Regions from separate parts of the Homo sapiens genome. Here region 2 is linked to region 1. A link is a loop called in an ENCODE intact Hi-C map of the cell type or tissue named here. Cell type or tissue: PC-9. All regions are shown on one strand. Links, peaks and the distances in the headings refer to the core of each region. The heading gives the core; the rest is flanking DNA. Region 1 has its middle 170 kb from the start of LYPLAL1-AS1. Region 2 has its middle 150 kb from the start of LYPLAL1.

What was found. A loop is a pair of places that touch in the nucleus more often than their neighbours do. Peaks named below come from ENCODE experiments on the same cell type or tissue, not always from the same donor. Only the 100,000 strongest peaks of a DNase experiment are listed, where the experiment ranks them.
Region 2: it touches region 1 in a loop (2.1-fold over the local background); 5 of 110 quality-filtered maps call a loop at or near these places.

Annotation. Positions count from the first base shown.
Region 1 is chr1:219,378,492-219,394,048 of GRCh38, reverse strand. It overlaps a transcript of LYPLAL1 not described here. Among named protein-coding and RNA genes, the nearest start is that of LYPLAL1-AS1, 170 kb to the left of the region's middle. In PC-9, for the core only: a CTCF peak has its summit at 8,032 (motif pointing right); a DNase peak (open chromatin) is centred at 8,068.
Region 2 is chr1:219,316,454-219,332,010 of GRCh38, reverse strand. It overlaps a transcript of LYPLAL1 not described here. Among named protein-coding and RNA genes, the nearest start is that of LYPLAL1, 150 kb to the right of the region's middle. RefSeq lists a silencer at 970-1,264. In PC-9, for the core only: no CTCF peak of the experiment used is centred there; a DNase peak (open chromatin) is centred at 6,760; H3K27ac peaks cover 1,608 bases.

The DNA.
Region 1 (15,557 bases), core at 4,900-12,899:
AGAAATGTAGGAAGTAAGCAATTTTAATTAATACATATATACAAATAAGCAATTTTAATTAATACATATATACAAAAACATAAAAACATTTTATAATTTTTAGAAACACAAGTTTTTTTCTAGTAGAACATATTTTTCATGTGAATCAGTATTTACTAGCAAACCCAAATATCTTTAGTCTTTTTATAAATTTTAAAAAGCCAAAAGTGACAAACTTGAACCTATGTTTAGTGATCAATGTTTCAGTATTTTATCTTACTTAGAAGCAACTTGGACATGTCATGATTGTCTATTGCCCGATTTAACATAATATGACTTATGATTTTAAATTACTGAAAAACAGTTTTGAAATGACATTTATTTGTAAGCAACTATCTCATTTCCATTTACCCAGTTTACTCATTATTAACAGTTATATTTGAGTTGCTCATGGAAAACAAAGTTAGCCACTTAAGTTATTTATTTATTTATTTTTGAGAAAGCAAAGCCAGGCTAACCCTGCATCAGCCAGTCTTGTCTTAACCAAGGCATTTGGAATACTGGACACAGGTATCCTCCCCAGTGTCTTCCTACCCCCAAAGTCACCCTGGGTGTCATGTGCCTATGTGGCATCCAGGGTGGCTATGAAGGGCAGGGCATATCTGGATCCTGTGTTTACATATGAGGTACAGAGCCCAGGACAGAGGACAGAACTATGAAGATAATGCCTGGAGGATCTGACCTCTTCCAGTATGACCAGCAGATAGAGCTGGGCCAAAGACAAGGCCATTTTGGGCTTGAATCTGCCTTGCACCTGGTGGCCCAGGTACTATGGACATTGATATGTCCCCAGGCCTCTTCATGGCCATCTGTTCAGACTCCAGAATCCAGAGGCTCAAAACCAAAGACATAATCCCGCCATAAGATATGTGCAAGGCTTTAGGGGAGCCCAGTAACCAACCCTTACAGCTTTAGCTCAGAAAAATTAAGCAAGTATCAAAAATATCACAGAAGCAACAGTTTTATGACCTTAAAATATCTAGCAGAGAAAGTATAAATCTGTCTGACCAATAGACCCAAGCAAAAATACCTAAATTAAATTCTGAGGACATTCTTATTTTATTTTTCCAACAATTTAAAAACTAGCTTTATTTTTCAAAGATTATCTTAGATTATATAAAAGGTATCTGAGTTAGTTTTATTTTATTTATATAGATATTTTATCTCCAAGAAAGATCTTGGGAATATTGTTTATTATCAGAGATCAATTTTATGGAGGCTGTGGGCTCAATTTTAGCTCTGAATGTTTCCAAAGTTCATCTGGGTAAATAAAATATCTATTTCTGTTAAAACTTGATTTTATAAGGAAATACATGGATGAGGATAGAAGAAAATTAAGAAGTCTGTTTAAAATAACCAGCTGAATATCATAAAGCCTTATTTTGGAGATTAATTTTATTTAGGTGACTTTTAACATCTGTTTCTTAACTGTATTGCTGAGCTCAAGGTGGGGCTCCCATAGCTTCCAAGTACGCATACGACACCTATCAAGAGTCAGGTCATGTTTACAGCTCCAAGATTCCCTTGCCCATCATAGCTAATGACTTTTCTTACACCAAATTGCCACTTACTGTCAGTTTCTGTTAGACTCAAGCAGAAATCTGAGACTTAAAATTTTAAATATACAAACAAATGAGGAGGATGGAAGGCTGGATTTTGCCTACTGTAGTAATAACCTTTCATTGCAACCACTGTCATTTACTTTAAAATTACAGCTCTTGCCAGTGACTCATTAGTTCCTGCACATCGAGGATCAAGTGTTGGCTCACAGTATAAAGTGACTCTTGGTATCCCCAAAAGACAAAGCGATCAGGGATCTCAATGTAAAAGACAGCAGCACCTCTGACCTGAGAGGAACCTACTCACGACTCTTGGGGCTCCCTGAGGAAGACAGATGACCCCAAACAGGGGAGTCTGAGATGCTTTTTTTGTGTTTCTCAAGGGGTTTCAGTGCTGCTAGAAGGCCTCCCTAGGTACCTTTATGGGATAGCCAGAACACTGATGCTTTGTCTTAGTAATTTTATATCCAGTGACCACCAAATGAAGGAGGTAGAGGCTTGAATGGGGAACATATCAATGATTAAAGAGAACTGGATGGACAATCAAATGTGTCAAAAGGAAAGAGGTGCAGAAGTTAATAAAAGTGCAAGTCTTAGAGAAGCCAGTTTGGGGAGATCTTAAACTTCCCAAAATGCCAGTGAAGTTCTAGTTGGTAGGGGTTTGAGAAAAAAGAGTTCAATAGACTGAGGAGTTCCCAAGAGTAGAAACAAAATTCAACAGAAAGAAATAGAGTGGCTTTAAAAATATATAGCTTGAATATCAGTTCCTATTGTGCTGACTTTTTATCACAGAACTCTTAAAAAAATCTTCTCAAATCTCTCATTATCAGATTTCAGTGAGACAAAGAGAAAATAGTCCTGGCTTAATTTTTTTTTTTCAAGCTAAATGTATCTACCAATTGACTCAGAACCAAAACCAATAAGCCTCCTTTGGTTAACCAAAAATGCATGAGATGTCTCCAAAGAGGTGTGAAGACACAATCTTCTCAGAATCAAACAGCCTCCAAAGACAACTAAAAGCAAGGAAGATTTAGACAATGTCTTGAGAGATGGCAACAGTCTGTATTTTAACTTTTTATGATGGTCCCCCACAACCTTTTGCTTGGCTGTCTGCATATGCAGGCTTGACAATCTGCATGCCTGTGACAGGTGGCAAGCTGAGCCAAGTTCTCAGGTCACAAAATGAGACAAACAGGAAAACGATAGCAGTCCATGGAGGAGAAAGGATCAATAGCAAATGGGTACCCACAAATGTACACAAGAGTCACAATCCAAGCAAATAATATGCTTTTGCCAAACTGAATTTGGAAAGGAAGAAATAAAGACAAATTTTTACCTTTTATTCTTGACCAGGCACTGCAGGTAGAGGGCTGAGAAAACTGACTTCGGTAAAAGATTTTAACCTTTTGTTGTTGGCTTTTTGTCAGTTGTCCCAAGACTTTATTTGTAGGCTCTGGAATGCATCAGGTGTTTCAGTCATCCCATTCTTGTTACAAGAACTGTAGAGATTGAAAAGGGGTGATACATTTTCTCCCCATTATAAAATGAGGTGCAGAAGTTAATATAAGTGCAAGTCTTAGGCCAGTTTGGGGAGATCTTAAACTTCTCAAAATGCCAATGAAGTTGCCACCCCTATAACAAAAGACAGCTAAAAAGATAAAAAGGTAACAAATTTATTAAGGTGCATAATGCATGCAAGTCATATAAATAAATATGAAAAACTCAAGAAAAGGGCCAGATGGTTAATGCTTAAATGCCCTCTTCATTGGGAAGGGGAAATATGCAGAGATGTAAATAAATGAGCAAAAAGACCTAACAGGTTTGTAAATGATTCTCTTGATGCTGAACGGGATCAAAGGACAAACAATAGCTTGTGGACAAATTATGGAAAGGGCAAGAATAGAACTGCATTGTCGGCAAAGGTCGTCATATTATGCAGATACAATTCCCTAGCTAATCTTATGGAACTGCCCTCAGAAGAATAGATGGAAAATCTGTCTGGTTGTGATGATGACTCCCAGTCCCTTCTCTTCTCTGGTAGTTAATCTTCCTTGGTTATTTAATGAGATTTTTAGAGAGGGGATTTTAAGACAATTGCATTTCTTTTAGAAGAAGTTTTCTCTGTCTGATAAAGGAACTTCCAGAGAGAGCCCCTCCTGGTGCTCTGGAAAAGAAAAAGGATCAGAGAGATAGGAAGGCAGGGAGAGACTTTGAGGCTGCTTGTTTAGTATAGCATGTCAAAGCGCCATATTTGGAGGCTTCATTTTCTGAGCCTCAACCCCACTTCTGTCATTTACACAGTGTAGTCAGTATTTTCCTGTTTAGCTTCCAGGCTTATGGGAGACAAAATGAAGCCTAGAGACTACAAAGCATTTTGTGACACATAGAACAAGAACCAAATGTAAAAATTGTCCAATCCAATACTAATTTACTGATGAGAAAGTGGCAATTCGGGAGCATTAAGTGAATGAACTAAAATCAAATGATAAACAAGTATACAGATATTGAGGTCTTCTAATTTCTAGTTCAATAATTTTCAATCTATGCAAATCTGGCTTTCTACAGTGGAAAATATTGCTATTAATTTTATTGCAAATATTGCCTTTATCATCCATTCTTGATAATTATATATTAGGTTGGCACAAAAGTAATTGCGATTTTTGCCACTAAAAGTAATGGCAAAAACCGAAATTACTTTCACGCCAACCTAATATAACTGACTCAGAGAGACTATGGATGGCAAACATCAGTTATACATGGTAGATTACAGTTCTTCATTGGTATTAATCTAGCTAATGATGAAGTTCAGGACATGACAACCCAAAACATTCTGCTTTAGCATAAGGGTTATTCTGAGCCGATTACTTTGGCAAATAGCCAGCCCAGGAAAATCTCTGAAGACAAGAGTAAAATTTTCCCCTTTTAAGGGGCAATTTACATTTATAAAGGCAATCTTCATTTGTAAGGGTGTCTCCTTCTCTGCACCAGGAAGAGAAATATAACTTTAAATCTCCATCTACAACTCTTATCAATGGAGAAGGCACAAACTTCAGTCTGAATAACAAACTCCACCCTTGTTTAAGATGCTTTTCCTGGCCATTTCCTCATACTCAGGCCTTCCCCATACTCTTGTGTTTGCTTCAGCAAATCCAATGGAATCTTTGAAACTAGAAAAGACATGTATCAAATAAGCCACTTTATATTTATTCCAGGAAAAGTCTGACAAATGCATGTTAGTAATGACTTGAAATCTCACCTTTACATATTTCCTGCATGTCTGAATTATTAACAAAGATAGAGCCAGAATGAAAAAGAATGAATAAAATTCAATATTTTCAATCATATTCTTTCATTTGAGAATACATTTTATACCAAATGCATTTAAAATCAGATTTATGGCCTACTTAAATAGTGAAAATAATATTTTAAATGTGTAAAGAAACTCTTTCTCCTGGATAGATATGTGAAGAGAAAAATGTCAGGTGTGGAGTAGCTGTGTATTCTAGTCCACAATCCTATTAAGAAGTTGCAAACCACATAATGAGTTAAGGAAAAACTATTAAAAATTAGAGATATTTTGAATAAAGGAGTAGTCTCATCAAGTAATAATGAACATACTCCTTATTTGAGAAAAGAGAAATGTTTGTCAATACATCTCTATAAAACCTAGATTTTCCCTTAATGTTCATCAACACCTGCAGGGAAGCCAATGACATTTTGTGCTTTTTTTGTTTTTACTGATATTTATTTATTTATGATCTTATGTTCCAGAGCATTCAAGGAGACAAACGGTGTAGTAGACAACTTTTGGGGTATTTGCAGTATTCAATGCCTCACCCACAACCCACACAAACATCTTGCTGACAGAATCGAACCCTTCCAGTCACAGCTGATTGAAAGAGGTGTCCCACTAGTTTTGCCCAGTGATAGACAGTCCTCTCTCTCTTTTTAGAGTTTGGAATTGGATAAGGAATATTAGACTCTACTAGTCCTGTGAACTGAAAACACATAAACTCCAGAGCTATAATAACAACCTGTAACTTATGCGTGGAGGCAGAGGAATAAGTGTACAAGGAAACGTGAATGAAACCAAAACATGGAGAGACTTAAAATGAGAGAGAGGGAGAGAGAGAGAGATCCTGCCATTGGGATCTCTGAGAAAGTCTGTATTTTTAATAGTAATTTTCTTCCCTGATTGCATGGTCTTGCCAAGAAAACACTCTCCATATGAGGAAGCATTGAATTTTTTCACTCAACAAATATTTCCTGAATGCTTACTATGTCTAAGGCACTGTGCTATGTGCAGGGCATGAGCAAATGGACAAGGTAGACATGATATGGAGCTCATAAACTGAAAGACTGAAATTAATGGGGTAATTAGTGGAGGAGGTAAAACATTTGCTGTGGACATAATAATAACACCACCTGATCCAGCCTAGAGGTATTGGGAAAGCTTTTCATGAGGTAGTGGTGTTTAGGCTAAGGCTGATGGAGAAAAGTACAGAAATAGCAAGCATCACCTGTGTGTGAATTAGAACCGAATCTAGGTCATTTTTCAACTGTAAATACCAAATACTTCTGGGAAAGAAGCATATTAAACCATTCTGTTTCCACTCATAAATTTTCACAGGTAATTTAGACAGTTAGAAGAACAAAGAAAGAAAACCAAGAGTGGGAATGTCATTTAAAATGAAAGTGAAGAGCAACAGACATATTCCCCACCATCACATCCCAGTGATTCATGATTCTAAGCATCTGTGAATTTTTTCCAAACTCAGAATTTAAAGCAACATTTCAGGTGTTGAAGACAACCTTCGTAAAAATAATTTGACCTCAGGAGAGTTATTATCTCTATGTTGGATGAACGAAAATTATAGAAAACTGAAGCTTGCCACATGGGATACAGAGCAAGAATTAGATTTCATCTTAAGGGGAACTGGCTTCAACTTGATAAATCAGCTAATCAAAGGTCTTGGTTAAATTTTAGTTTCCTTATCAACTGAAAGCAAGGCTTTTCAGAGCACACCATCTGTGTAAACACAGCAGTTACAGGTGAGGGGAGACAGCTTCCTCTCTGGGCAAGAGTCTTTGTTTAATTTCTTTCCTTTTAATTATGGCTCAGTTAAAGGACATGTACATATAAAATTTTTCTACCTACATTTTATTTTAACAAAAATGAGACTTATAGCTTTAAAATGCAATATGAACATTAATAATTAGGTAGGTAAGTGTAGTCAGAGAGCATGCCAGGCAGGAGCAGCTGAATGAAGACCCCAAGGCAGGAAAGAATGTAAAATGTTATATTTGGACAGAGGAGCATGTGGGGGAGAAGGGGAAGAGAGACTGGAGAGATAAGCAGTGTCCAGATTATGCAGGATTTTGAGACCATAAAAAGAATATGGAAATTTATCATAACAGTCATCAAAGATTTAAAGCAGAGAAATGGTATGATCAGGTCTGCATTGTTAAAATAGTGGATTAGGGGATAGATACAGGAATATTTGTTAGAAAGTGATAGCACTGGTTTGTATGGCTTGGGTTAGGCTAGTGATGATGGTTAAAATAGATAGAGGGAATAAATTTGAAAGCAATATCAGAGGTGGAATTTATTGACTTGATGATTATGCGTCCCAAGAAGGAGGAAAATTCAAAAAGATGGTCGTGTTTGTAGGTTGTCATTTGCTTTGATTAGAAACACAAGAAAGGGGGCAGATTTGGGTTAAGTTCACTTCTGTTTCTATTGAGCTTGAAGCTCTTATGAGACATCTAAAAGGAAGAGTCTAAGAAAGAAGATCTGGGTACAATTTTTAATTTAACATTTATTAGTATATATCCTTGAGATGTCTTAAGATTGTACAAAGTCAGAAGAGAAGAGGCCTCAAGTTGATCCAAGGTTTAAAGGTCCAGTATAGGGGGAAATTAACAAAGGAGACTAAAAAGCAACAACCAGGAAAGAGAAGAGAGCCACTGGGAGAACTCTGGCTATATGGCCACACATTTCTAAATAATTCCTGGCAACTTAGGAGGAATCTCCAATTCCTCTTCAAATTTCAGGGAAATATATTGGTTATGATAAATCAGCCATCAGTCAGTCATACAGCTAGTTTTCTGACGGAATAGTGTTAGAATAATGGTTCACTTTCTCTTAATGCAGAACCCTCTCTTCTCTACAGTAATCCAAAGGCCATTGTTTACTGGTTCTACCCAAAGATTTGTCAGAATGTCAAGGAAAGGGTGTAACACTCTGGAAGAATAGAAATGTTAAATGGCAACTGGCAGAGGAGGTAGGCTTCCCATTTTACATTTGAGCTAGAGAAATACACCCAGAAAGCTCTGCCGTCTCCCCTCTGTTGCCCAGTGGTAATGTGAGATGACTGAATTTTTCACCTTTCCAGGCAAAGCTCCGGACATTGCATGCTTGGAGTCCCCCATCCACTAGAGGGCTCTCACCACACAGGTGATAGTTTGGAGGTCTCAGGGCCTACAACAATGTGTTTCAAAGGCTATCTGTGAAACTAGTGTAATTTTGTACAGTTCAGTCATACAATAGAGTTAGTGTTAGAAACACTGACTGAGAAAAAAAATAGATGAAGCAATTATATTTCTCTCTGCTTGGAAGTCTTTTCCCAACTGTATGTAATTTATACAGGTTGGCAACCTACAAAATTCTTTGTTAGCAAATTACAGCGTGCAATTACATCTTAACTCTGTTTATCTTTATTTCTTTACCCTCTTGTTCCTTCAAATAATTTCATCCTTTCCCCCTTCTTTTTAAAGCTTGCAAAGAGAAAAAAGAAATTAAACTAATGCAGAATATGGGAAGCTTTCCTCTTTATTGCCCTTCCCCTTGCCCTACTGGTCTACCCCAAACACTTTTTTCTACAAGCTTCTTAACAAATATAGACATAATATAAAATTATTTTTAGAGTCCAAAATGAGGACTCGTGCTATAACAGTGGAACACTGCTTTAAAAGTGACATATATTATCACATATATTGTGCTCAAATACCTCAAGGATAGGCCAACTATTTCTAAATGCATTAGATTTTGAACCCATCTGTTGCAAACTTTTGAACAATTTTTTGAGTGGCTTTGGGATTCAGACTAAGGTATTGGGCTGGAGGAACTGCAAGAAGCAGCCCTGGAGTTTAGCCTTCCACTCTATCTCAGAACTGAACCTATTGGAATCATGCCATGGTATTCCTGGGTATAGAAGTTCGATTCTGGCAGAGTTTTTTTCTTTGCCCAATGGAAGGTGTATTCTCCAGGCATAGAGTGCTTTCTTTTCAAAATGAGTTGATTCTGCCTTGTATCTAAAATGTTTAAAATCCCCAGCAGATCTCTGGAGGGCATATTTACAGCCAACTTATAGGTTTACTGACCTCCCCCACCACCACCTGCAGAACATTACTGGGAGAAAAAGCCCACCAATAGTCAAGTCATATAGTCTGGACGATCCAAGATCCGTAGAGTCTTATTTGGACCTGTTGTACAACCAAAAGTATGTGGGAGTAGAGAATTACTACGCAGTCTCTTTCCTCATTTGTTGGCAATGAAACAGAATCACAGTAATTATATCAGAATGCTCTGTAGTCTCTGGATGAGCTATATATATTTCTGTTTGATGAATTTCTCCTTATTTTATCAATGCCAGGTTATTTAGGAATGCTGCTTCTGTATATGTCATTTCCATACATATTTTATGACAATAAAACAGATCAAACAATACAAATAAATTCGACTGATTTGTGTTTATTAAACTCCTTACAACATGTGGTATTATACTATACTTGACAGCACTTTAAATATTCAGAAAATGTGTTTCATGTACTTTTTTTGATCAAAGATCATAATCAGACATCCGACCTAATTTGTGGATTTTATTCTATACATTTTAATTCAATCAATTGACATTACCTTTGATCTGAGATGATTCTACACTAAACAAGAATATATAAACAGAGGGATCAAATATCTTCACCTAAAAACCACTGCTGGAATGCCTCCCAAATGCTTCTTGATTGCCAACAGAGGTATCATTCAAATGTAGTTTGAGGGACATGATGGAGAAGAGCATTTGCTATAATTGAAACTGCAAGTGGTTATTCTTTGTTAATTACAGTGCAAATACAGAATTTTAAAAACTGGCAAGAGTATCACCTCTCAACAGTTTCCTTTACCCATTAGAAGCTTTGCCATTAGGATAATGGGTGTCTAAGGAAGATTTTTCTATTTTGCCCTATCTGTTTTACTGCTCTTCCTTTTCCCATAAATGAATCACAAGAATTTGGAATCACTGGTAAAGATGAAAATGGATGTTCGCATTTCTAACTTTGACCTCACTTCTTCACAGAGTTTTGTTCATTTTCAAGTGAAACTTGTCTTATAAGACATATGGGCTGTGAAGGAGAGGAAAACAGTAGGGAAGGAGAGGGGAAGGTTGGCTGGGAAGAGGAGGGGAGTGGTGAGATACCATCCCAAGAAGCCTTTTTACTTGAAGAAAATGCTATAGCCCTAACAGAAAATGAACTATATGTAAACAGAAATGACATCATAAATCACTTCTCTTTTCAGTAACGTCCAAAGCTGCAAGGTCTGTCTGCCTCTATCTATTCTAAATCAAGCTCACGTTGAATATTCCACTTGCTTTCTCTGCCAAAGAGAGAGAATCTCACGATAAATACACACTGATTTGGTCAGTGGAATATATGCTACTATGAAAGTTGAGACAGTTTGAGCAGTAATGAACTCTGGAGTTATGCCATTTATAGTTCTTTGTGTTTTTATTAAATATTATGCATGGGTTCTTGTATTTGTTTCAATATAATGTTATGGTGAACTACTGACTGAATGTATCTGTTTGCCATGTGGGTTATAGGCATCTGTTGAATATTAGGGAATGTAATTCAAGTGATTTGCCAAGAGCTCCATCAGAGATGTGGCCTGTGCATATTTCTGAGTTGAGAACACCACCTGAAGTATATTGACCTGTGGTAGTGCAGTGATACATCTGAGCCAGGAAGCACAATGACCAGCCCAATTAGTTAAAGTGTCATAAATATGCCACTACATTTCTCATTTATCACAAGTCCAATACAATTTCTTATATTTCACTTTCAAAGCTTTGAAATATCAACTCAAACTATCTGTGGATTTGGTGCTTTTCATATCTTAGGACCAAAGGGACTGACTTGAGTTTTGAGTAGAATATAAAGTGAAGAAGTAAATGTTCTTAGGACAAGTGAATATGCTTTAGTGGGAATGATCTGTAATTCAAGACTTTCCTAGACTAGAAAACAATAGTATGATAGTCTGGAAATTGACATGAGGTCTACATGGAACCACGTAGTGAGCAGCTATTGTTGTTTTGTTGTTGGTTTTTGACTTCATGAACAGTCCAGATCACTTTTCTAGACACATAATTTAAGAAATCTACATATAATTTGTTGATTTCATGTTTTTATAATACTATCAGATAGATGCAACTATTAACTGATCCGGACAGAAAAAATATTGCACCGAGTAGGTGGGCATTTTTATGCCATCTTTGTTTGGAGTTGGCCATATTTTTTGAAAAAAAAAACAAAACAAAACTTTTTTTAATGTAAATGTTTTCTATTTCTCTGATTTGTAGCTGGGCGTAAATACAAGTTATAAAAATCATGTTTTAAAAATGAAATTTAATTTTTATGTGGTTTTCTGCCTGGGTGGTTTATTTAAGCATTATGTGGAATGAGATGGTGGGTAGTTTTAAAGTATAAGGGTATTTAAAAATATGTGGCAACTTGGGCTGGGTGCAGTGGCTCATGCCTGTAATTCCAGCACTTTGGGAGGCCAAGGCTGGTGGATCACGAGGTCAGGAGATCGAGACCGTCCTGGCTAACACGGTGAAACCCTGTCTCTACTGAAAATCCAAAAAAAGGTTAGCCGGGCGCAGTGGTGGGCGCCTGTAGTCCCAGCTACTCAGGAGGCTGAGGCAGGAGAATGACGTGACCCCGGGAGGTGGAGCTTGCAGTGAGCCAAGATTGCGCCACTGCATTCCAGCCTGGGTGACAGAGCAAGACCCTATCTCAAAAAACAAACAAACAACAAAAAAAGTGGCAACTTGGAATGCAGTTTGCAATGAGGAAAAGCTTTTCTTCACCATGAGTCTAGCTTTCCCTGCCATGAAGAGTGGCCACAGATTGAGACTTTCCAGTTCTTTCCTGACTCTGTAGAACTTTGTATTCATTTTGAAGGAAACACTGAGATGTAGAGTCAGATTCTTCATCCAGAGAGGGCAACCTTATACAAAATTGTGAAGTGGACTTCATATACTCAGACTGCTTTCCTCCCTGACTGTGTCTCTTTTTTGCACCAACACACCCTGGACAATAGGCACCTCATGTGCCAGTAAGGTATTCTTGTCAGAAAGGAAAGATCATCTAAACATCCATTCCTAGCTAAGCCAGTGCAGGCTAGATCTGTTTACCTTTTCCTAGCAGAGAAGAAAGGAGTGGGGAGCTGCCTAGAAGAGGGCAATCCATACAGATCCATACAGACCATGTGATTTCCTGTACCATAGCTCGTATTGTACTGTGTTGTCTTTTCCCTGATGAACTGTGGCCTCTTCATGTGTTGAATCCATGACTTAATCTTTTTTGTATCTTTAGTATCAGCACATGATCAAGATTAAAGTGGGACTCCATTAGTATTTGAATGAATGAATGAATGAATGATGCATAATATTAATTTCAGATATAAATCTTCTTAGTCCTTCTCAAATGCCTTTAAAAGGGCACTCTCCTATTTTGTGTTCTGCATGCAACCCTCCCTGTCATTCCAATGTGAGGACTCAGCAGAATCCATATCACTAAGCCACCTATGGCCCACTCTATTTTCCTGGCCCAGGGAAAGAATGTGTCAGGAATGTGAAGAAACTATTTTCTATTTTGTCCCCACTAAGAGCGTATATATGAGTTTTCTCTTGGATAGAAAATAGAGACCTTATGTGAGTCTACATGACAGCCAAGAAATTGTTGTGAAGAAAATGGGCTGATTGGGCTTGTGTTAGTCCATTCTCATGTTGCTAATAAAGACCTACTTGAGACTGGGTAATTTATAAAGGAAGAAGGTTGAATGGACTCACAGTTTCGCACAGCTGGGGAGGGCTCACAATCATGGCAAAAGATGGAGGAAGAGGAAAGGGACTTCTTACATGGCAGCAGGCAAGAGAGCATGTGCAGGAGTGCCCCCTTTATAAAACCATCGGATCTCATGAGACTTATTCACTATCACAGGAACAGCATGCGAAAACCCACCCCATGATTCATTTACCTCCCACCCGGTCCCTCTCATGATGCGTGGGAATTATGGGAGCTACAATTCAAGATGAGATTTGGGTGGGGACACAGCTAAACCATATCAGAGCTGATGCTGGGTTCTCATGTCTTCATCTTCTACAGTTTATTACTTTTGTTTCCTCTTTGATCTGACATTTGTTTCTTGTCATACAGAGCAAGGGTTGGCAAACTATGGCCCCTGGGTCAAATTCAGCCTGGTGCCTGTTTTTGCATAAATACAATTTTATTAGAACACAGCCTCTCCCATTTGTTTTCTCACTAGGACCAACAGGGCCGAGTATTTGTGACAGACACCCCATATGCTCACAAAGAGTAAGATATTTACTTTATGGTCTTTTATATAAAAAGTTTGCCAACTCCTGAAATATAGCAAATACGGTATCAAGATATTTATATTGCCTTTTGACTTCTTTAACCAGATCAAGGAAGATTTCAGACCATTGTGCAATGCTCAGACAGCCCATGATCAAATCCTAGTTTCACCTTCGAGGCAAGTTACAGCGGCATCTGTGGAAATACCTGCTTAGACCTTCTCCAAGAAAACCTGCCACAAGGGCATAGTTGGCTGACAGCTTCGAATCCAGCACCAGGCTGGTGTCAAGATCACACTTCCCTTGGGATGCTCCCAGCAATGACTGTACATGACAAGACTAATGGTGCCAACACAGCCCTCCCTCCCCAGGACTCTTCCAATGAGCATGTTTGTTTGGGGACTCCCATTGGCTTGTGTAAAGCTACGCCAACTGTGCCGTGGTCTGGGGCTGTTTCTATTCATCCTTCCTTCCCTCTCTCCTTTTACAGCGTCCCACCCACACCATGGTCTGAAGATTCTCCCTGACGACTCCTGCTCCCTTTCTTTTAGTTTTCACAGGCATTTATTCGATAAATCTCTTGCAGTTCTAAGCCTGTTTCAGATTCTTCTCCTCACAAGACCCCAACTGACACATTATTTAACTCCTCTGGGCTTTAATTTCCTCCTTATAAAAGGATGCTAAAGATGATAACTATATCATAGAGTTTCTGTAAGGATGAAGTAAGTATGGTAGACAATATTTTTGGCATTGTTTGGTACAGTTCGTGGTGTCCATCCACATATACCCTTTACTGCCATGGCCTTTGGGATGGCCCCCAGCCAGTTCCTGCCTTTTGGGCCTCCTTCCTGCCTCTTCTTCACCACATTATGACTGCTCACTGAACCTTGTGCCCGTGGGCATGTTTTCTTCTCCTTTAAGCTTCTTTAAAAATTAACAATAGGTCTTTTCAGTGAGTGATTACAGCAACAGCATCCTGAAAGAACTGACATGTATGAAATAATTTCTTACTTGTATAGCATGCACTTCCATTAAGGTAGTCTCAAACAATTATCTGTCCAAATGAATAATAAAATGGAATGTAAAGGGACTTCTCATCCCACTCACCATTATTAATATTATTATTTTTTCTTTCTAAGACATAGAAATCACTGCATAGAGGGCAAAATAATTTAGGTCCAAAAATGCAGTCCTGTCCTGGAACTCCTGAGAATGACTTTGATGAGACATTTCCTGAGACCCAACAGAGACCCTCCTGAGCCTATCATGAATGTCCTTAAGCTTGTCATTTCAAAGTAGTAAAAACTCTATGCCCCCTTTAGAGCTAACTGCAGCAAAAACTGCTTGAAGTCTTGCCAAAAAGTGATTGAATAACTTAAGCAAGTGAAGAGACAGTTTGCTTCTCCCACACTGGGACAATGTACATCTGGTCTGAGGTGGCAGAAGCAGTGCTGTTCCAGGAGTTCTGCTTCCACCTTTCCCTCCTCGACCCCAAGGATGAAAGATTATTCTTGGGTTATGCCTTTGTATCCTACATTTTGCCTAAGGCTACTCAGCAACCAAGTTGGAGCAATGACATTGCTGATGGTTGGTCAAAAGTTTGAAAAATAGTGAATTAGAGGTTAACAGAAGTCACCAAAATCCCCTTAGGACATTTGTTGCAGACATACTTATGATTTACTGGCAAATATTACGGTTAAACTTAAAGTATAGGACAAACATACATAATATATATATAGAGAGAAATGTTAAAATGAAATATATTCTATGTTGCTAGTTGGCCTCCAAGCAAAAATTGAAATAGTATGAATTATGAATTTGTGTTTTCCTTTAACAGATCAGCATTTAATGGTGAACAAGCTCTCCCCCTTGGTAAAGTGATTACTGGGCATTGGCTTGTCAAAACTACTTACTGCATGAGTTCAGAACTCAAAAGCTCTATTAAAGTTCCAATTAAAAATATATTGTCTATTGTCTATCTTTACTCTCCTCCACCTCCCCTCAGCCTTTATAACCCTTTGGGTCTCTGCTGACCAAAAGGCCCTTGTGTATATTCTTAAATATTCATGCTAAAGCACTCCATGTCTCATTATGCCCTCAGTGATTTCCAAGAGCAGCAGTGGGCTTCATCATTTAGCCTCTGGGTCTCTGAGTATGTAGCTTCCTCGGATGGAGAACCTTCTCTCCACCTCCCCTGACCCCCATTTTCTTTTTACTCCCATCCCTACTCACCTCCACTACCTTTGCTTGAATAACAATTTTTAATTTCCTTGCTGATATGGTTTGGCTGTGTCCTCACCCAAAT
Region 2 (15,557 bases), core at 3,099-11,098, 60 kb after region 1:
ACCTCGGGCTAGTGTTACCACAAATAGTAACTATTAGCATTCTATGCAACCTAGCATTAATTAACAAAGATTCAGAATTCCACTGTGAAATCCCTTAGTAATGCCCCAGAAGCGGTGAGACTCTCACATGATAGCAAGGTGCAGGTAAAAGTCAAGGGAAAGATGTTGTGTGGCCTTCTTCATTACCCACAAAATTGTACCTCTCCAACGCACCACTAGCAGCTCCTTGAGTTACGGCTACAGACTGCTTTTCACCCTACTTGACATTTGACAGTGTGATAGATTGGATTGTTGGCTCCAATACCTAATCTCTCATTGTGTCCGGCCCTTGGCCTTAAGACTTTGTGGTTCTTCCCACTAGAAGTGGAGTGTACTTTATCTGTCCTTGACTTTAGACTCTTGCTTTGGCAACGGCATGTGTGCATAAATGACAGTTGCCAGTTTGGCAAATAGGCATTAGCATTGTTTGTTTTCATTTCCTCTCTTATGCTTCTGCTATTACCATGAGTTAAGTCCTGGCTGGTCCACCAGTCCAAAGAAGATGAGAAATATATAAAGTGGACCCAGTTTTAACACAAAAACGGAGCATTGCTTAGTGAAGACCAACCTGGATCAGCCAACCTCCACCTAATCTGCAGATGTGTGAATGAGAGTAATTGTTGTTTTAAGCTACTGAGTTTGGAATGGCTTATTATGCGACATTATTGTGGTAATAATTGTCTAATACACGTGGCAATACTAAATCACAACAGGAAAGTTTTTCTGTGACTTCAAGCAATGGTTGTCATGATGAAATCTGGGAGTCATAAAATCAAAGAGATCTAACCACCTAGCCAATGCCTGAGATATCTATATTACCAAGTGTTTTTCAAATCTGCCAGACTCAGTGAATTCCCAGCTTTACGGTATACTGGCAAGAGCACAAATGACAAGCCAGAAGGATGAGAAGAACATTTAATAGATGTGTTGAATCATACCTTTACATGATAGAAACTAGCTGAGAAGCCTTTACAACAGCAGGAATACTAGCCAGATTTCTGCCAGTTGCTAATATGTGACTTTGAGCAGATTTCAAAGCCAAGAGGTAGAAACAGAAACTGTGCATTATATAAACAAGGCTTGTTACCTCAGACCCAAAGAGAGCCTTGGTCAAACAACAGTCAATCAATAGTCTTCTCAGCAGGTGGATCACAGATTCATGGTGACAGATGCGAACGCAAAGAATGAGGACATACAGCTTTTATGAGACAAACATGCATATTGCTGGTCAAAGCCAATAATCTCCCTCTCTCTCAACTGTGGAGTAAGTGAAAACATTTTGATTTGGATAAAAGCAATTATTTTGTTGAATGTATTTAGAAGTACGTGTTTATAGGTGCCTTCTTTTTAGCTTAGCATACAATTGAATCAGACATTAGTTGATATTTTTAATATATCAATCATATAAAAGCATTGCTATCTACATGGAAGACAAAATAAGAATTAGTTTGAAATGTAACTTAGGTTCAACACAGAGGCCTTAAAAAGAGCTCACAATTTGATTTAAACTTTTGCTCTAGAAGCAATTAGCATCTAGACAATTAATGTGAAAATTACAGTTTCATTCATTGTCACACAGAAGATGATTATTTCATAAAGCTGAGTCTCTGTTTGGATTTAAAATATTTTTTGCTTGTAGAGCAGCATTAAATATATTGTCTGCAGTATCTCACCCTTATTCTATAGGTTATGTCAACATGAAATTCCTGAAAGTAATGTCAATGAAACATGAAATTAATTTTCTGTGGCTTACTAGCTTTTGCCAAAACAGCAGTCATTTCTTTAAAGTGGTTACTTAAAATGCAGCTATGCTCTGTCTATGGAAAGTTTAATTTTTTTTAGGACTTTGTCCTTTTATGATTACTCCTCACATGACTGAAGGATATCAAAACTCACATGCTTTTGTGACACTTGGTGCCTGAGAGATCTGTAAGCCCATTCCCCAGTGAGGATCTACAGTAAATTTTAACATTTATCTGCTGTCCTCTGCTATATAAATGGCAACTTAGTGCTTTTTATGAAGAAAGAAAGAAGGTCAAAAGATACAGTCATAAATCAGAGGGGGTGGGGGCGAGGAGGAGATTACCAAAATGCTTTGGAGGGAGACAGTTATCCTACTTGAACGCCACAGGTTCTAGAGTTTCCTGCAGCAGTCACAGCCTTTGAAACTCAAGTTCTTTCTATATGCTGTCATAGCTGACCGAGAGAAAGAAAATTGTTCATTGCATTTCCTCTTAAGACCAATCACTTCCTCTCACTCCCATTAAGCATTGTCAGAGTTGGTTGGAGAAAAATGGGTATCACCCCAATTTCAGCAATGAAGGCTCACCGGGCATTCCAGAGAAAACCCACTCATGCCTTCTTTGAAATGCATAATAAAAAGACAAAATAGACACGGCTATTTAGAATGCTTCATTTACTCAAGAAGGAAAGGATTTGTCCACATCTAAAATTTTTTGCATACCTATTTGATTAATGACTTCACAGTTGGGACCCTGGTGAAATGTTTAAGCCAGAAAGAAGGTTCCCAAGAATCTTACACTGTAAGGCATGATTGTCATTGCTAAACGTATGACAAATATTAGGTCAGGATGGAAAAAATCATATTTTATAATTCACGAATCAAAGAGCATTTATTAAGGATACAGTATGATTCAGGTATCATGTTAAGACTTTTCATATTTATGATTTTATTTATTTATCCCTTTGTCCTCATTATAAGGACAGTTCTCTTTTCATTAAGTAGAGTTAAGGAACATTCTGAGGTTACTGCTTCTAAGTGTCAAACCGAGACCAGTACTTAGACATTTTTATCCAATTACAGGTTATGGCAATGGTCAGATCAAATAATTAAGACTAATTTGAAAAGTGTTGAACTACAAAAATGGAGAAGGAACAGAAAAAAAAGAGAATAAAAGAATATTTACATTAATAAATTTACCAAATAACTTCTGCTTTGCTCCAAAAAGGATTGAAAGTTACTTATGAAAACCCCTGTGGTATAAGAAATAAAATAAATTCATTATTAGCAAGAAAAAAAGTTAATAAGGATAGAAAACAAGACACTTATTCATGAATAAAAACATTAAACATAGAACTAGTTTTGCAATTTTAGTCAATCCCAGGTATTCAAACTTAGAATGGTGGAAAGAAGAAAATAATTGCAACAAAAGTACTTTTTGTGTTGGCAAATGATGACATTAGCACTAGTAGTACAAGTGTAATTTTATAATTTTGGTTGAGGTTTCTGGCTTATTGATATAGATACTGTATATAATTTTGATTGAGGTTTATTAATGTGGCTTATTTATATAGATATTGTGCCCCAAGGTAAGGGTGGTTCCATTTGTGAGCGTGTGTATATGATAATTTATTTCTATATCAAGTATCAAAGAAAATGTGTGAGATATCAGTTATGATCTGAATGATGACTCTATCAGACAAAAGAAAAAATCCACAACTGGCCAGTATTAATGAAAAGAAATTGACAATTCTTCTGGTGTGTAGGATAATGGTGGGCACAAAGAGAAGGGAATTCTATTGAATCTTAGATCAGAATGTAGAACAACCAGGTCTAGACTGAAGGCTTACTATCATGTAGAAAGAAAATCATTCACGAAGGGTACATCACCTAGGAAGGCATGGTAACTGCAAGAACAGCTTAGGAAATTTTTCCTAGTCAGAAAGAAAAAGTGCCAAGAAAACTGGATCAGAGAGATGTGCATGAGTGAGAAACCGGAAGTATCGCCAACCCAGATGTCAGAAACTGGAGCTCAGTTTTCATGTAAGAAAGAAGCCAACAAGAGGTATGTTTCCTCAGTTGAACAAGGAAATATACAGAAAAAGTTCAAGTTGGTCTGGGTTAGAGAAGTAAGGACATTTGGGGCAAAACATGACATGTGTAAGCAAACCTTTAGATACAGACAGCAGGAAGTATAGGATAAATATTCTCGTCTTGAAAGAACAGTTTTTAGTTTAAAAATCAATTTTCCTATGTATTAGTCCATTTTCAATGTTGCTGATAAAGACATACCCAAGACTGGGTAATTTATAAAGGAAAGAGGTTTAATGGACTCAGTTTCACGTGGCTGGGGAGGTCTCAAAATCATGGTGGAAGATGAAAGGCACATCTTACATGGTGGCAGGCAAAGAGAGAATGAGAACCAAGTGAAAGGGGTTTCCCCTTATAAAACCATCAGATCTCAAGAGACGTATTTACTACTAAGAGAATAGTATGGGGAAAACTGACCCCATTATTCAATTACCTCCCATGTGGGAATTGTGGGAGCTACAGTTCAAGATGAGATTTCAGTGGGGACACAGCCAAACTATATCACACTATTCCTAGGGAATGATTATAGGGATCATCAACAACAGAATAGTTTCTTTGTTTGGTCCATTTGTCACACTAAGTCAAATAAAATTGCTGATCAGATGAAATCCACTGCCACTACCTCTCGTTCCCCTCCAAGCACCCAGTATCCCATTACTGCCTCCTGATGTTCTGAGCTGCTCCCCCATCTTCATGTGCTTCATTTCTTCAGGACCTCAATTGCCTCGCCATTTCAAATTCTTCTTGTCTTCATTTGCCTAGTCAGTGTTCTTCAACTCACTCTCAGCCTTGCAGACTGCTTGGGCCAGTAGAATACATGAGCAATTAAAGCGAGTTGTGCTGCACCCTCTAACAGCTGGGGGTGGCTAAAGCTTTTCTGCAGCTCTCCACCATAACCCCATTCCACCCAGCCCTGAGGAGGAGAAGCAGTGATGTTGGTGAAGTCAAGGCTGGCTAATGGAGAGCACATCAGTAGAAGGTGTACGATTATGGAAAACTCCTCTGCCTCCTGCTGTTTTTTTGTTTGTTTGTTTTTGTTTTTTGAGACGGGGTCTAGCTCTGTCATGAGGTGGTGTGCAGTGGTGCTATCTTGGCTCACTGCCATCTCCGCCTAATGGGTTCAAGCGATTCCCCCGCCTCAGCCTCCTGAGTAGTTGGGATTACAGGCGTGAGCCACTGCGCCCGGCCCCTGCTGTTGTTTACTGTGCTTTCTTTGCTGGCGACTTCTCAGCATTTTTCTCTTTGGGCTTTGGTTCTCCTTTTACATATTCTGTGCAGATTGTCTATTTTCTTCTTTTTCTTCCCCATAGGCTGATGCAATCCCATGCCGCAACCTGTTTGGTATCCAGAGGAAAACAGACATGGAATGAGAGGCTTAGGGGGAGCAAGAGACACTTTTTCCCCTTGACACTTTTTAAAAGGCTCCTCTTTCTTTAGCTTCTCACTGTCAAATTGATAAGACTTCAGGATTTAAGTTACTAGGGTCCACACTACAGGAAAGGCGCCAAGGAGGCTACTTAATCTAATTTGAATCAAATAGGTAGAAGGAATTTTCTTGTTGATACGGGGCCTTAGGCCACTACCCCGAGTCAAGAATCCCAGAAGGGAATTGGGGATCATGTCCTATATAGTAATAACCTCCACTGGAATTATAATAGACAACAGATACAGAATGAAGATTCAGGGTCCCAGCCATCTTTCCACCTCCTTCCTGGAGGCACAAACTAATATGACATTAAGCCCTGCCAGTATTGCAATTTTCATTCTAACCTTAAGAAAATTCTTGTGGCTGTTTAGAGACCTTTTCATTCAATGCCCCCCCACCCCCCAACCCCCCACCCACCAAAAACAAAAAACCCTCACGAACTAACAAAATGGAAATTTCAGGTTAGTAGGATCAAGATTTGGGAGTCAAAAAGCCTTTAAGGCTGGGCGTGGTGGCTCACCCCTGTAATCCCAATATTTTGAGAGGCCGAGGCAGGCGGGTCACCTGAGGTCAGGAGTTTGAGACCAGCCTGGCTAACATGGTGAAACCCCGCCTCTACTATAAATACAAAAATTAGCAGGGCATAGTGGTGGGTGCCTGTAATCCCAGCTACTCGGGAGGCTGAGGCAGGGAGAATCACTTGAACCCAGGAGGTGGAGGTTGTAGTAAGCTGAGATGAAAATCCTTTAAACCTCCCAAATTGCATCATTTAGGTGATTCCTACTTTACCTACAAATAACACCAATCCTGGATGGACATACCTTTAGGATTGTGTCATTTCTTATATTTCCCCCAAATTCTATAATCCCAAACTTCTTACAGGATTGGTCAGAAGATATGGAAACAATCACCAATGAGAGCCAACACCTCTGCTAAAACTGAGTGGATTAACAATATGTGCTAAGTGGGCTGAGGACATGACTGATTTAATTCACTCAATTAAATCAGAATTCATTCTGTTTCTCACAGGGGAAGGTGAGGTGAGAAGTGAAGTGATGAAGGAAAAAATATGTATGTGGGTGCTTAATTGACTTGTACTCATTTACAAGCTACAACCCATTGTCTTTATTCTTTTCATATGTTTTGAAACTCTTAGAAATTCTCAGAGGAACAAAGTCATATAAGTGTAAAACCATGATGATAGAGTATTGCTATTTCCCACTACTATTAAGTCTACTATAGTGGTCTTCATGAGTCAAGAAAGGGACGGTGCCATTTTTCTTTGCATGGAAATTTTCAAAACATCAGGGAAGGGGTGGTTTAGACAATGTCTCAAAATTTCTTTTTCAGGAGCTACGACTTAACAATGTTGTAGCGAAGGGGAAAGAAGAAGGGGTGGGTATAGGGAGTGAGTGAATCTATATGACAAATCTTGTAGTACAAGTGTTTGTGGTTAACTGAGAAACGCATTATGAGTCAAGCCTTTGGAAAGAGGTGAGTAATTAAAGACAAATGCTATGACATAATCATTTACACGCAGCAGAAAGATTTTAGATTAAATCTGGCCTGACCCACTGCTCGGCAAGTGTTATCATGGATTCTTGAGAGGTATTCATTTATTTACTTTCTAATTTGGCCCATATGTTTTTTTGAAAACAAAGAAGTTTATATTTCCCATAGGAACTAGCCTCAGTCTAGTGATGGTTAAGAAGGTTGGTGTATTTGGGAACACACAGATCTCCTGTGTGCACCATCAAACCCAATGAACAGCATGTCAGCTTGAAAACACCTTATTTGAAAAAAGCCAAGGAGCTTTGCTATAGCACTTTTACTGGAATACATTCTGTATTTAAGGCGGTTACTCTATGCACATTTAGATGACTCAGTGAAACATCAGTTAGAGCAATAACTTGCCACAATAACAAAAATCATATGTACTGACTTTTACTTTGCAACTCTTCAACCTGACCTCAACACACACTCACCAACACACACATACACACACACTATTTGGCTTCATCCTGTATTTCACTCACCATCCATGTCAATCTGATGTCAAGAAACCAGTTTTTGAAGCAAGAGGCAGATTTAGCCTTCTTCCTTCCTTAATCCTAACACTATAATACAAAACATGCTATGTAACTCCAGGAGATGGCTTCATGGTTATCCAATTCCTATTAAATTTTAGCTGCTGCCTTTATTAAATGCAGGAAACACGAGTGCAGAGGGGGAAGGGATAAGAGAGAGGGGCCGAGTCACTACCTTTTGTTCTTTATATTTGGATAGATGTGGAATTGTTAAGGTCAGGCTTTCTGCAGAGTGAAAGGATAGTAAGTACTGTTTGCAGAGCTGACCCAGTTCCTCCAGGCATTTCAGAACATTCTATGAAGGAGCTATACACTCGTCTTTGGAGAAAAGGAGAACTCGTGGTCACACTTATCCCTCCAAAAAGAATGAAGCTTAAAATTCAGGGCCTTTAACCCATAAGTTACAGAGTGAGAATTAAGAATCAGAAACTGGCATCTAGTTTCTTTTCAGGATAATTCTTTCCTAGTAACAACCATCTGGTCACATTCTGTTTTCTTGTAGGGTAAAGAATAAATGCACACTGCAGGAAAAAGGGGCCTTACAGTGGGTAAGAAAGAACCACCATTTGGGAACAGTACCAGAGAGAAACGCACATTTAGACTGGGTAGTGAAGAGAGCATCGGCTTACTAGTCAGTTACCATGTTCCTGGGAGCTTTGATGATCTGCCAAAACATGACAGATGTTCAGAAAGGTAAGGAGACTCAAGTCACTGCCTTTTAATTATTACTATATGGGTGGTTATGGGTGTGTGTTTTAGTATATATGCATGTGTGTGTATATTTCTTTCTCAGTGTTGATAGTATATTTCCATAAATATTGTTATACTGGGGAGATTAAAGCAACTGCAGGAATCCACTGTACTTTTTTCTAAGGTTTTTATTATTGTTTTTGCCTTTGCCCTCTTCCCTTCTAAACTGCCTCGGTTATTATTCAGGCTTATACTATACATTGTTGAACAAATGCCAGCTCTATGGAAACCACAGTTCTCCCTGTCCATGGGTCACTTTGGTACATGTTTCATTTGGAGCAGCCGTAACAGAGCCCAGCTTCAAAGGAGAGAGCTCACAACAGACGTGGGCAGGAATTTCATTATGCCACATGTGACAGGCAGGCTGCTCTGCCCATTTCAGCAATCAACAACCTTGTGGGGCACAGACAGATGAGAAGGGATACCCTACTGCTTCCCTATTTGGCTCAGCCCCTTCCTCCCTAACCTCTTTCAAACTCACCTAATGAAGGCCACATAATGAGACTTCCCTGAGAAACCAGGACTATTGACAGGAAGTCTTTACAAGGGTCTGAATCCACCCACCTCTCATTTTTCTTCCTCTTCATGAGGTCTTTTTTTCCTAGTTCATGTTAGTTTATATTTTCAGTATACTTTCAATTCCATAACTGACCTAACCTTTCCATGTGGTTGCACCTGCAGCTTTTGAAATGTGCATATGGTGACTTTTCCCCAAATGTCGCTGCATCTCAGGGAAGGGCAATTAGTTCCCATGGTTGTCCCGCTGTTTATACATTTAACAGTTCAGTTAGGTCTTGAATTGTTTAGCTAAATAGTTGTGCTTGCTTATAGAAATTAATGAACAAAACAAGGACTGGATTTCACAAGTATCTTTGAACTTCAAGTCTTGCATTTCACACCAGGAAGCCAATTTCCCACAGAACTTTCCTATTTCAACATGTAGAAACAAAGGGAAAAGCATCGCTTAAACAAACTGGCATTTAGAATCCAGCCTTAAAATCTAAAACTGAAACTAACTTAAGATTTTCTAATTTCCCTTTACTGCAGTATTTAAGCATTCAATTTTTACTTTGAACACACATTGATGCTCATGAAAGAACAGGAACAACAGAGGACTGAAAAACTGGGACAGAAAATGGGCTAAGTGAGGAAGTGAAAACACATAGGAATCTTAACCCTTCTGATTTCTTTGTTCTTAGCATCGCACAATTTAAGCTCAGAGATGACCTGTGTAAGTTATCACCTTCTTTACTTCTTAGAAGTTTCAAGTAAACAATTTCTCCTTTTTTGTTTGACTTCTGGAAGAATGCCTAAAAGCATTCAAGATATAACAATAGTTCCCAAGAAAGAAAAAATACATTTCATTATTTATATTCTATAAAATATAGAATATGTTTTATATGAGTTATCTGGTTCCAAAATCACTGTGCCTGAGTTTAATGCTTCACTAAATTGTTCGCCTCATTGTCTTCCAGAATGAATTTACTTTTGACTATTATAAACACCATGTTTATCTGTGCAAGCCAGTATATTAATCACACTGCTGCAGCTCCTACATCCCTTTTAATTAGTGTGGATACATTTATCAACTGAGCAAATGAGAGAGCTGAGAGGTTGCGTTTTAGAGTGAGCTTAAATGACAAGTATATTATAGGCAGGTTGTGTAAGCTCTGATTTTTGGGGTTTCCCAGGCAGTGATGATAAACCTGGCCATAATTGTACTGAGGGAAGTTATAAGACATTGAGGAGGTTCTAACAATGAAAACTGAAGTGAAGAATTTAGGGAAATGCCTTCTTCACAAATATTTCTAAGCCAGTTCTTGATATTCCATAAAATAAAACTAAATATAGGTGTGCTAAATATAGATGAAACTGTGCCTCCATTATGTTCCAGATTTTGTCTAGTTTTATCCAAAGCATTGGGACTCAAGTTCAGCAAGAAATTGTGCTTCCAGTTTCCAAAACTTCAAATATTTTCAGAACTGCTGCTTTGGTCTAGGGTATATTACCCAGTAAAAAAGGGTGTGCCGTTCTGTCACTCTTACTTCCCATTGTAGTTTTCTCTTTTCCTCCTCCTTATGTCTTGAAACAAATCTTAACTTTTATTCCTGGTAAATTCCAAGGAATAGCCCAAGAACCAATCTTGAGAACTTGTCAAACAAATCTGGTTTATGCTATCACTACCTCCTTATTTTGATGGTGCCACTGACCATTTTGGGGTCTTCATGCTACTAAAATGATCCCTTCCTTACACCTTTTACAAAAATTAATTCAAGATGGATTAAAGACTTAAATGTTAGACCTAAAACCATAAAAACTCTAAAAGAAAACCTAGGCAATACCATTCAGGACATAGACATGGGCAAGGACTTCATGTCTAAAACACCAAAAGCAATGGCAACAAAAGCCAAAACTGACAAATGAGATCTAATTAAACTAAAGAGCTTCTGCACAGCAGAAGAAACTACCATCAGAGTGAACAGGCAGCCTACAGAATGGGAGAAAATTTTTGCAATCTACCCATCTGACAAAGGGCTAATATCCAGAATCGACAAAGAATTTAAACAAATTTACAAGAAAAAATCAAACAACCCCATCAAAAAGTGGGTGAAGGATATGAACAGACACTTCTCAAAAGAAGACATTTATGCAGCCAACAGACACATGAAAAACTGCTCCTCATCACTGACCATCACAGAAATGCAAATCAAAACCACAATGAGATACCATCTCACACCAGTTAGAGTGGCAATCATTAAAAAATCAGGAAACAACAGGTGCTGGAGAGGATGTGGAGAAATAGGAACGCTTTTACACGGTTGGTGGGACTGTAAACTAGTTCAACCATTGTGGAAGACAGTGTGGTGATTCTTCATGGACCTAGAACTAGAAATACCATTTGACCCAGCCATCCCATTACTGGATATATACCCAAAGGATTGTAAATCATGCTGCTATAAAGACACATGCACACGTATGTTTATTGCGGCACTATTCACAATAGCAAAGACTTGGAACCAACCCAAGTGCCCATCAATGATAGACTGGATTAAGAAAATGTGGCACATATACACAATGGAATACTATGCAGCAATAAAAAAGGATGAGTTTGTTTCCTTTGTAGGGACATGGATGAAGCTGGAAACCATCATTCTCAGCAAACTATCGCAAGCACAGAAAACCAAACACCGCATGTTCTCACTCAGAGGTGGGAACTGAACAATGAGAACACTTGGACACAGGAAGGGGAACATCACACACCAGGACCTGTCGTGGGATGGGGGCAGGGGGGAGGGATAGCATTAGGAGATATACCTAATGTAAATAACGAGTTAATGGGTGCAGCACACCAACATGGCACATGTATACATAAGTAACAAACCTGCACGTTGTGCACATGTACCCTAGAACTTAAAGTATAATAATAAAATTAAATTAAATTTAAAAAAGGATCTTACTGTTTGCTTGGGTGATTAATCTTGACGATCAAGAAGAAGTTGGATTGCTGCTTCACAGTGGGGACAAGAATTATGGCTGGATTCTCGGGGATTCTGAGGGCGCCTTTTTGTGCTTCCATTCCCAGTAGCAAAAGTTAATGGAAAAATGATAGCAACCAAGAGAAGGCAGGACCAGTATAGATTGAAGGTCTGTGTCATCCCAGCAGGTAAAGAGCAAAATTAGCTGAGATGCTGAATGAAAAGAAAACATGGGACGGAGAATGGAGATAGAAATTATAAACGCTTACCTACTATGACATCCTGACCACTTACAGAAACAAGGACTGTAGCAGACATGCATATTTTCTGTCTTGCGTATTGTGTTGTGTGTTATCTGTGCTATTTTCTCCAGTTTCCTTTACCAATATTTTATGTAAGCGTTATTGTACAGTTGAATTATTTTAAAGATTAGTGTTTAGGTCACAGAATATTCAGGTGGGACTGTGACTGGATTATAAGACTAGTTAACCCCACACAGAGATGGATACTGTGCCTGTTGCTCAGGATGGATATGTTAACTATTGGGACTTGGTATCTTCCCTTTGTGAGAAGAGGATGACAGAGTTTTCATTTTATGAAGGATGGTTGTATCCTGATGTTATTGCTTTATAAAAGTTCAAACACATGTAGAAGGGGGTGAGTCAGTGTGAGTAAACAAAGAGTTGAACAGTCCTGCTTGTTACACTCTTGCCTCTTTCTCCAATTCACCATTCTGTGCTCTGCTCTGTGATGCTGGGTCTGGGACCCTGTGAAGCACATTTCTTTTTTGGCAGGTGGTTTCTGCCCATAAAGGGTACTAGAGATTGGGAAAGAGGAGTGCGGAGAAAAGGTTTGCTCCCTCCTATTTCTGCAGAATCCCCCAGAATTGGCCCTTCGCAGCATAGGTAGTTGGATTCTAGGGGATTTTGGGGGCATTATTTTGTGCTTCTTTTAGCATTTCCAGAATCAGCCTCATGGAATCCTCTCAGCAGTTCCAGTACAGCCAGGAAGCACTCCCCATTCACATCTCACAGATCTGGGTTCCAACTCGATGGGGAAGCTTCCCCAGGCACCACATTAATGGCACTCCTTCTCCACGGGTCAGAGGCTCAGCTATGGGAGGTCTTTCCTCTGAGTTTCTGAAGGGTCTACACAAGCTCTGTCCTCAGAAGTCTGAGTCCAGCTGCCCAGCAACATGCTCTGAGCTTAACTACCATCTCTTCCTTTCTCCTCCAGTCCTTACTTTCTGCAATTACTGTTTCTGTGTTACTGTTTGCTTTTTAGTTTACCAACACCTGTTTAGTTTATGCATTGCATCATATTATCTCTGTTGAAACATGGTTTCTGTTTTCTTGATTGGACCCTGCCTGAAAAAAAAGATAACTGCGATAAAGCCTTTCATTTGAAAAAGAGAAAGAATGGGAAGCAATCCCAAGGGGTCAGTGATCCAAAGCACACACCATCTTCTCCCGGAAAGAAAAACAGGGTTTCTTACCGGCAGTGGAGTAAGTTCCTTGGACAAGCCCCGTCAGCCTCCAACTCTGCACTCTGGAATATTTCCCTGCCCATTTTTCTAGGGACACATTAGGGGTCCTCTCCTTCCTCTTGGTGAGTGTTTGAGGACACGGTAATTTCATCAGGGAATGAGAGCTCCCAAGACTTCATCATTAGCCCTTATCTTTCTCTAAACACAAAATTCCCTAATGACCTTGGTCAAATTGTGATCTTTTACTTATTTAATTCCAAGGACTAGTAATCTAGTCATTATGGGTTGTGGTCTTTGAGCCTAAAATTTGGCATGGATATTTCTATTTTCTAATCAGAGAGCTTCATTCTCTTATTATTAGTATTTATTAAGTACATCCTAGGTAGTAGAAACACAACAGTAAATGACATGTAATCCTTGTTTTATACAATTCACAGTTTGGTGGAGATGAGAAAATCAGACATTTAAATTAGGCAATTCAAGTTGCAATGTGAAGAAGAGATCATGGTTTGGTGGGATGGGGGACTGTGGGGAGGGGTGGGGGTAACACAGGTGTTTGCTTAGGGTGCTAAGGGGATATTTCAGTCTTGATGAGGCAGGGAAGACTTCCTGGGAGAGTGACACTTGAGTTATTTGTAAGAAAAGGAGAAAGAGGAACACTCAAGGTGATGGAAAATTAGAGAAGCATGATAGATATTGATAATAATTGATCCACACAATTGGCCCAAGGGGAGAATCTACTTCCTTTTTTTAATCCCAGAGAAAACGAGCTCAAGCCCATACACATTAGATTAGCCCAACATTCAGTTATCTCCCACTTGCAGTTTTTCATGTTTCTGAGTTTTCTCAAACTCCAAAGGCTTGCACAATCCAACAGAAGGTCAACACTCTGACTTGAACACCCAAGAGTGAAGAGCCTGGGGTCTGATCAGTCTGCTATTGCTTTTGCTTCTTGCTGCCGCTTGGTGACACTGTTGACAACTGGACCTACAGAGTCCACAAAAGATGCTGATAGACCACAGACCTGTTGCTATGGATCTTAAAGGCTGCAAGGTCCATATCCTCAGCACAAGTCCAGTGGAGTGAAGGATGCCTAGGCTAAAAGCATGGGTCTTTTGATCTCATATAAAGTCATTCTCTGAGACGACAACTGCTGCAGGAGTATACTATCAGGATTAAACCAAGCATTTATGCCCTGCAGACCTGAAATTCCTCATCTGTTTTTTCCTTTCTAAGAATTCATACCACTAAAAGTCAAGTAGCTTATTTATTTATTTTTGATCCTGAAAATAGGTTCTTTCTACCCCCTTATTCCTGGGACAATTAGGATAACTGCATACTTTCTCATCATCACCTCATTTTCTTCAGGGTTCATATATATAACTACAAATATATATAGCCCTTTTTTGTTTGGGAACACTGTGTTCAGGGCCTAAAGATTATTTGCTTTTCTAAAGATGGTTGAAGTGACTTCCCTGTACCTCTCTCAGAAGAGAAAGAGAAAAAAAATCCAAGTTAAATATTCAACAGGACATTTACTATAGAAACACTGGAGGGGCTGAAAATAGTTCCTGTGAATGGAATATAGCTATTTAGGTGTTGAAACACGAAATAGTGAAAGATGAGACACCAGAGATACACAGGAAAGTCCTTGCTGACATGCTAAGGAGTTTGGATTTACTTCGGAAGCAATGGAGAATGCATGAAGGATTTAAGAAAATTGACATGAAGTATTTGGATTTTAGAACAGCCACTCTAGTGAGAAAAACTGATTGAAAAGGGCAAGTTTATAAAAATTGAACAACAAATTGAACCATGACCTTAAAAATTTTCCAATTTTTTAAATTATGGTAAAATACCTATAACATAAAATTGACCATCTTGGCCATTTAAAATGTACAGTTTGGTTGTATTCAATACATTAGTAATGTTGTGCATCCATCACTACCATTTCCGTAATACTTTTCACCTTTTAAAACTGAAACTTGATAGCTATTAAACTGTAACTCCCCATTTCCTCCTCCCCCCAGCCCCTAATGATCACCATTTACTTCCTGTCTCCAACATTTTGAAAACACTGAGTACCTCATATAAGTGGAATGATAAAGTATTTGCCTTTTTGCGACTGGCTTATTTCATTTAATGTAGTGTCTGCAAGATTAATCCACATTGCAGCCTATATCAGAATTTTGTTTCTTTTTAAGGCTGGATAATATTCCACTATATGTACATACCACATTTTTGCATATACATTTGACCATCAATGGACACATGGGTTGCTCTCACATTTTAGTTATTGTAAATACTGCTGCTATGGACAAACATCTCGTAACAAAGAAAATTCCTTGACCTGGAGGCCTTGCTAGTGAATTCTATCAGTCACTCAAAGAAGAATCAATATAAATCCTTCTCAAACTTTTTCAAAAAATTTAAAAGGAAAGAACACTTTCCACTCATCCTA